2 separate regions of the Homo sapiens genome follow, and region 2 is linked to region 1. A link is an interaction called in ENCODE POLR2A ChIA-PET data of the cell type or tissue named here. Cell type or tissue: A673. All regions are shown on one strand. Each heading gives the region's core, and the rest is flanking DNA. Links, peaks and the distances in the headings are about the cores only.

What was found. Peaks named below come from ENCODE experiments on the same cell type or tissue, not always from the same donor. Only the 100,000 strongest peaks of a DNase experiment are listed, where the experiment ranks them.
Region 2: POLR2A ChIA-PET joins it to region 1 with 10 read pairs; 28 of 35 experiments call an interaction of 5 or more read pairs at or near these places.

Annotation. Positions count from the first base shown.
Region 1 is chr19:4,850,612-4,853,517 of GRCh38, reverse strand. It overlaps PLIN3 (perilipin 3), which reads left to right. Exons shown (of 8, transcript NM_005817.5): 5 at 1,217-1,502. Among named protein-coding and RNA genes, the nearest start is that of PLIN3, 16 kb to the left of the region's middle. RefSeq lists a silencer at 1,672-1,761. In A673, for the core only: a CTCF peak has its summit at 1,715 (motif pointing right); a DNase peak (open chromatin) is centred at 1,727.
Region 2 is chr19:4,903,543-4,906,448 of GRCh38, reverse strand. It overlaps a transcript of ARRDC5 not described here and a transcript of UHRF1 not described here. Among named protein-coding and RNA genes, the nearest start is that of ARRDC5, 2.1 kb to the right of the region's middle. In A673, for the core only: no CTCF peak of the experiment used is centred there; no DNase peak of the experiment used is centred there.

The DNA.
Region 1 (2,906 bases), core at 302-2,801:
CCCGTCTCTACTAAAAATACAAAAATCGGCTCGGCATGGTGGCATGTGCTTGTAATCCCAGCTACTTGGGAGGCTGAGGCAGGAGAATCACCTGAACCCACGTGGCAGAGGTTGCAGTGAATCGAGATTGCACCATTGCACTCTAGCCTGGGCAACAAGAGTGAAACTCCGCCTCAAAAAAATTAATAAATAAATAAAAATAAAAGATAAAAAATAGCCACGAGTGGTGGTACGTGCCTGTGGTCACAGCTACTCGCTGGGGAAGCTGAGGTGGGAGGCTCACTTGAGCCCAGGAGGTGGAGTTTGTAGTGAGCCGAGATTGTGCCACCGCACTCCACCTGGGTGACAGAGGGAGACTCCATCTCAAAAGAAAAAAAATTAAATTGAAAAAAAAAAACAAAAAACAGGCAGAGTGCAGTGGCTCATGCCTGTAATCCTAGCACTTTGGGAGGCTGAGGTGGGCGGATCACTAGGTCAGGAGTTTGAGACCAGCCTGACCAACATGGTGAAACCCCATCTCTACTAAAAATACAAAATTAGCCTGGCGTGGTGGCGCATGCCTGTAATCCCAGCTACTCGGGAGGCTGAGGCAGGAGAATCGCTTGAACCCAGGAGGCGGAGGTTACAGTGAGCCGAGATCACACAATTGCACTCCAGCCTGGGCAACGAGAGTGAAACTCCATCTCAACAACAGCAACAACAAAAAACAATTAGCCAGGCATGGTGGCGGGCACCTGTAATCCCAGCTGCTTCGGAGGCTGAGGCAGGAGAACTGCTTGAACCCGGGAGACAGAGGTTGCAGTGATCTGAGATGGTGTCACTGCACTCCAGCCTGGGCAAGAGAGCAAGACCCTGTCTCCAAAAAAAAAAAAGAAAGAAAGAAATGAGGTACAGGGAGGTAGAGTGACTTTCCTGAAGCCACACAGCTGAGAAGTAGCTAGCTAGGAACGGAGCCTAGGTAGTCTGGCTGCAGAGTATGAGGTCATGCCCACAACTCCAGACTCAGGGTCACCTGGGGGATGGCGCTCCCTGCCTCAGTCTCCCTGGAAGTTGGGGTGCAGGGGAGGGGTGCCCACATACAGAGGGAAGACGGAGATGCTGGGGTCACCCGGGGGATGGCGCTCCCCGCCTCGGTCTCCCTGGAAGTTGGGGTGCAGGGGAGGGGTGCCCAGATATGGAGGGAAGGCAGAGATGCTGATGCTGTTGCATCTCCTAGGTCCTGGCGGACACCAAGGAGCTTGTGTCGTCTAAGGTGTCGGGGGCCCAAGAGATGGTGTCTAGCGCCAAGGACACGGTGGCCACCCAATTGTCGGAGGCGGTGGACGCGACCCGCGGTGCTGTGCAGAGCGGCGTGGACAAGACAAAGTCCGTAGTGACCGGCGGCGTCCAATCGGTCATGGGCTCCCGCTTGGGCCAGATGGTGTTGAGTGGGGTCGACACGGTGCTGGGGAAGTCGGAGGAGTGGGCGGACAACCACCTGCCCCTTACGGATGCCGAACTGGGTAAGTGTGGCCAGCGGGCTGCTCTGGGACCCCTCCCCAGGCCCCCTGACCGGAAGCCGCTGTCGGCCTCCTGGGGTCTGTGCCGACACTCACTGCCGCCTCGTCCCTGCCACTTCTCCCGGGCATCTTGGAATCTCATCACTAACGCAGTCCCCTCTGTCCTGCTCACCAGCTCCCGCCCTCATCCACCACAGTCTCCTCCCCACAGCAGCCACCAGAGGGCGCCTGTGACCACCTGAGTCAGAACCCGTCCCTCTGCCCACAGCCCTCCATGGACCCCACCTCCCCTGGGGTCAAAGCCCAAGTCCTCGTCACAGCCCACAAGGTCCTGCACAACCTCCCCTGTCCTCTCCCCGCCCTCCTCCTCTTCCCCCTTCGCCACTCCGCTCCTGCATAAATACGTGACTAAACTTGAGATCTCACTGAACTGTGACAACAATGCTGGTGTTCCCGCCAGGCCAGACATCCCACTCCAGTCATCTCGGTCACATATTCGCACTCCCTGCACTGTTTATTTGATATTCTTCTTTAATTAATTTATTTATTTATTTAGAGACAGAGTCTCGCCCTGTCACCTAGGCTGGAGTGCAATGGCGTGATCTCAGCTCACTGCAACCTCTGCCTCCTGGGTTCAAGCGAGTCTCCTGCCTCATCCTCCTGAGTAGCTGGGATTACAGGCACCTGCCACCACACAGCTAATTTTTTGTATTTTTAGTAGAAACGGGGTTTCACTATGTTGGCCAGGCTGGTCTCGAACTCCTGACCTTGTGATCTGCCCACCTCGGCCTCCCCAAGTACTGGGATTACAGGTGTGAGCCACCATGCCCGGCCCTTTTTTATTTATTTGTTTTAGAGATAGAGTCTCACTCTCTTGCCCAGGCTGAAGTGCAGTGGTGCGATCATAGCTCAATGCAGCCTCCAACTCCTGGGTTGAGGCGAGCCTCCCATCTCAGCCTCCGAGTAGCTGGGACTACAAGCACACACCATCACGCCCAACTAATTTTTCTTTATTTAATTTTTGGTAAAGACGGGGTCTCCCTCTGTCATCCCAGCTGATCCAGAACTCCTTGGCTGGAGTGATCCTACTGCTTTAGCCCCCCAAAGTGCGGGGATTGGGATTTTTGCAAATAAGTAGCTTAGGATATAGGCAGGGCGCGGTGGCTCAGCCTGTAATCCCAGCACTTTGGTGGGCCGAGGTGGGCAGATCACCTGAAGTCAAGAGTTTGAGACAAGCCTGGCCAACATGGTGAAACCCGGTCTCTACTAAAAATACAAAAATTAGGCCGGGCACGGTGGGTCACGCCTGTAATCCCAGCACTTTGGGAGGCCAAGGCCGGGCGGATCACAGGTTCAGGAGATCGAGACCATCCTGGCTAACACAGTGAAACCCCATCTCTACTAAAA
Region 2 (2,906 bases), core at 169-2,668, 53 kb before region 1:
GTGGTGAGGGGCACAGCCTAAGCACCTTGGATAATGGAAGTTAAGTGTCACAGAGGAGGTATCTAGCCCTCCCTGCAGAAAAGATACTGAGGACTGTTGATTGAGGGCTCCAGTTCCCTAGTCATCTTGAGAACATCAAAATTTTTCAAATTAGCTCAGGTTAATTGTCCAGCTGGGTGCAGTGGCTCACACCTGCAATCCCAGCACTTTGAGAGGCCGAGGAAGGCTGATCTCTTGCGCCCGGGAGTTTGAGACCAGCTTGGGCAACGTAGTGAGAACCCTTCTCTACAAAAAATAAAAATAAATTAGCCAGGCATGGTGGTGTGCACCTGTAGTCCCAGCTACTCAGGACACTGATGCAGGAGGACCTCTTGAGCCCAGAAGATCAAGGCAACAGTGAGCCATGCTTGCGCCACTGCACTCTAGCCTGGGTGACAGAAGGAGACTCTGTCTCAAAAAATAGTAATAATTGCTCAAGTTAATCATTTAAAAACATGAGTAACAAACTATTCCAGGCGTCTCAGAAAAAAAGCTCACAAGTCACTTAGAGCAGGGGTGTCCAATCTTTTGGCTTCCCTGGGCCACATTGGAAGAAGAATTGTCTTGGGCCACACATAAAATACACTAACACTGGCCGGGCACAGTGGCTCACGCCTGTAATCCCAGAACTTTGGGAGGCCAAGGCAGGCGGATCACTGAGGTCAGGAGATCAAGACTAGCCTGGCTAACACGGTGAAACCCCGTCTCTACTAAAAATACAAAAATTAGCCAGATGTGGTGGCACGTGCCTATAATCCCAGCTACTCGGGAGGCAGAGGCAGAAGAATTGCTTGAACCCAGGAGGCGGAGGTTACAGTGAGCCGAGATTGCACCACTGAACTCCAGCCTGGGCAACAAGAGCAAAACTCCATCTCAAAAATAAATAAATAAATAAATAAATAATAAAATACACTAACACTAACAATACCTGATGAGCTAAAAAAAAAATTGCAAAAAAATCTCATAATGTTTTAAGAAACTACAAATTTGTGGCCGGGTGTGGTGGCTCACACCTGTAATCCCAGCACTTTGGGAGGCTGAGGCAGGTGGATCACGAGGTCAGGAGATGGAGACCATCCTGGCTAACATGGTGAAACCCCATCTCTACTAAAAATACAAAAAAAAATTAGCCGGGCATGGTGGCACATGCCTGTAGTCCCAGCTACTCGGGAGGCTGAGGCAGGAGAATGGCGTGAACCTGGGAGGCAGAGCTTGCAGTGAGCCGAGATCACACCACTGCACTCCAGCCTGGGCGACTGAGCAAGACTCTGTCTCAAAAAAAAAAAAAAAAAAAAAAAAAAGAAAGTTTACGAATTTGTGTTGAGCCATATTCCATCCTGGGCCAAATGTGGCCCGTGGGTCAGGGGTTGGATGAGCTTGACTTAGGGAAATAAGAGGCCAATGCCCACAAAAGCTATCACATAAAATAATGCAAGATACAGCCAAGACAAGAAATAAGGCCTGCCAGGCTAGAGAATGGGTACTTCCTAGCCCCTCCTATGATTCAATGTCCCTCCCTCTCAGGCACCAGACCATGTGCAAATCAGGTGCCAGGAATAATTGTTAGAGTGCAAAGGGCTTCAGTTTCCCTTTTGCAAAATGATACATTCTCAGAGGTCATTAAGTCATTCAACAAACTTTTATTGATTCCACCCCCCACACCCACTCCTGGCTGAGCCAGATCCTGCCTGGGTCACGCAGACATTGATGGGCACAAAGTTCACTTAGACAAGGTCTCACCCTGGAGGGACTTCCCATCCAATGGGGGAGATGCAGGCATAAAGAGAAATGTCAGCCAGGCGTGGTAGCTCATGCCTGTAATCCCAGCACTTTGGGAGGCCAAGTGAGGCGGGTGGATCATGAGGTCAGGAGTTCAAGATCAGCCTGGCCAAGATGGTGAAACCCTGTCTCTACTAAAAATAACAAAAATTGGCTGGGTGCGGTGGCTCACGCCTGTAATCCCAGCACTTTGGGAGGCCAAGGTGGGCGGATCACGAGGTCAGGAGATTGAGACCATCCTGGCTAACATGATGAAACCCCGTCTCTACTAAAAATACAAAAAATTAGCCAGGCATTTGTGGCGGACGCCTGTAGTCCCAGCTACTCGGGAAGCTGAGGCAGGAGAATGGCATGAACACGGGAGGCGGAGCTTGCAGTGAGCCGAGATCGCACCACTGCACTCCAGCCTGGGTGACAAAGTGAGACTCCAATCTCAAAAAAAAAACAAAAACAAAAACAAAAAGAACAAAAATTAGCCGGGCACGGGGGCAGGTGCCTGTAACCCCCATGCCCGTAATCCCAGCTACTTGGGAGGCTGAGGCAGGAGAATCGCTTGAACCCAGGGGGCAGAGGTTGCAGTGAGCCGAGATCACGCCACTGCACTCCAGCCTGGGCAACAGAGTGAGATTCCACCTCAAAAAAAAAGAGAAATGTCAATCATGCAGGGAGTTGCTGCTTCCTGATGGTGTCGATGTTCAGATTAAGCACACACTGCCCTGATCAACTTCAGTGCGCACCAGATTTCAGGTCCTGGCCATATCTCTATGTTTTTTCCAATATAGACCAATATAAATGTAGAGTCTTTAAGATGAAAATGAGTGTGTATGCACCTGGGCACAGTGGCTCACAACTGTAATCCCAGCACTTTGGGAGGCCAAGGCAGGCGAATCATGTGAGGCCACAAGTTCGAGACCAGCCTGGCCAACATGGTGAAACCCCGTCTCTACTAAAAATACAAAAATTAGCTAGTTGCAGTGGCACTTGCCTGTAATCTCAGGTACTTGGGGGGCTGAGGTGGGAGAATCGCTGGAACCCAGGAGGCAGAGGTTGCAGTGAGCCGAGATCACACCATTGCACTCCAGTCTGGC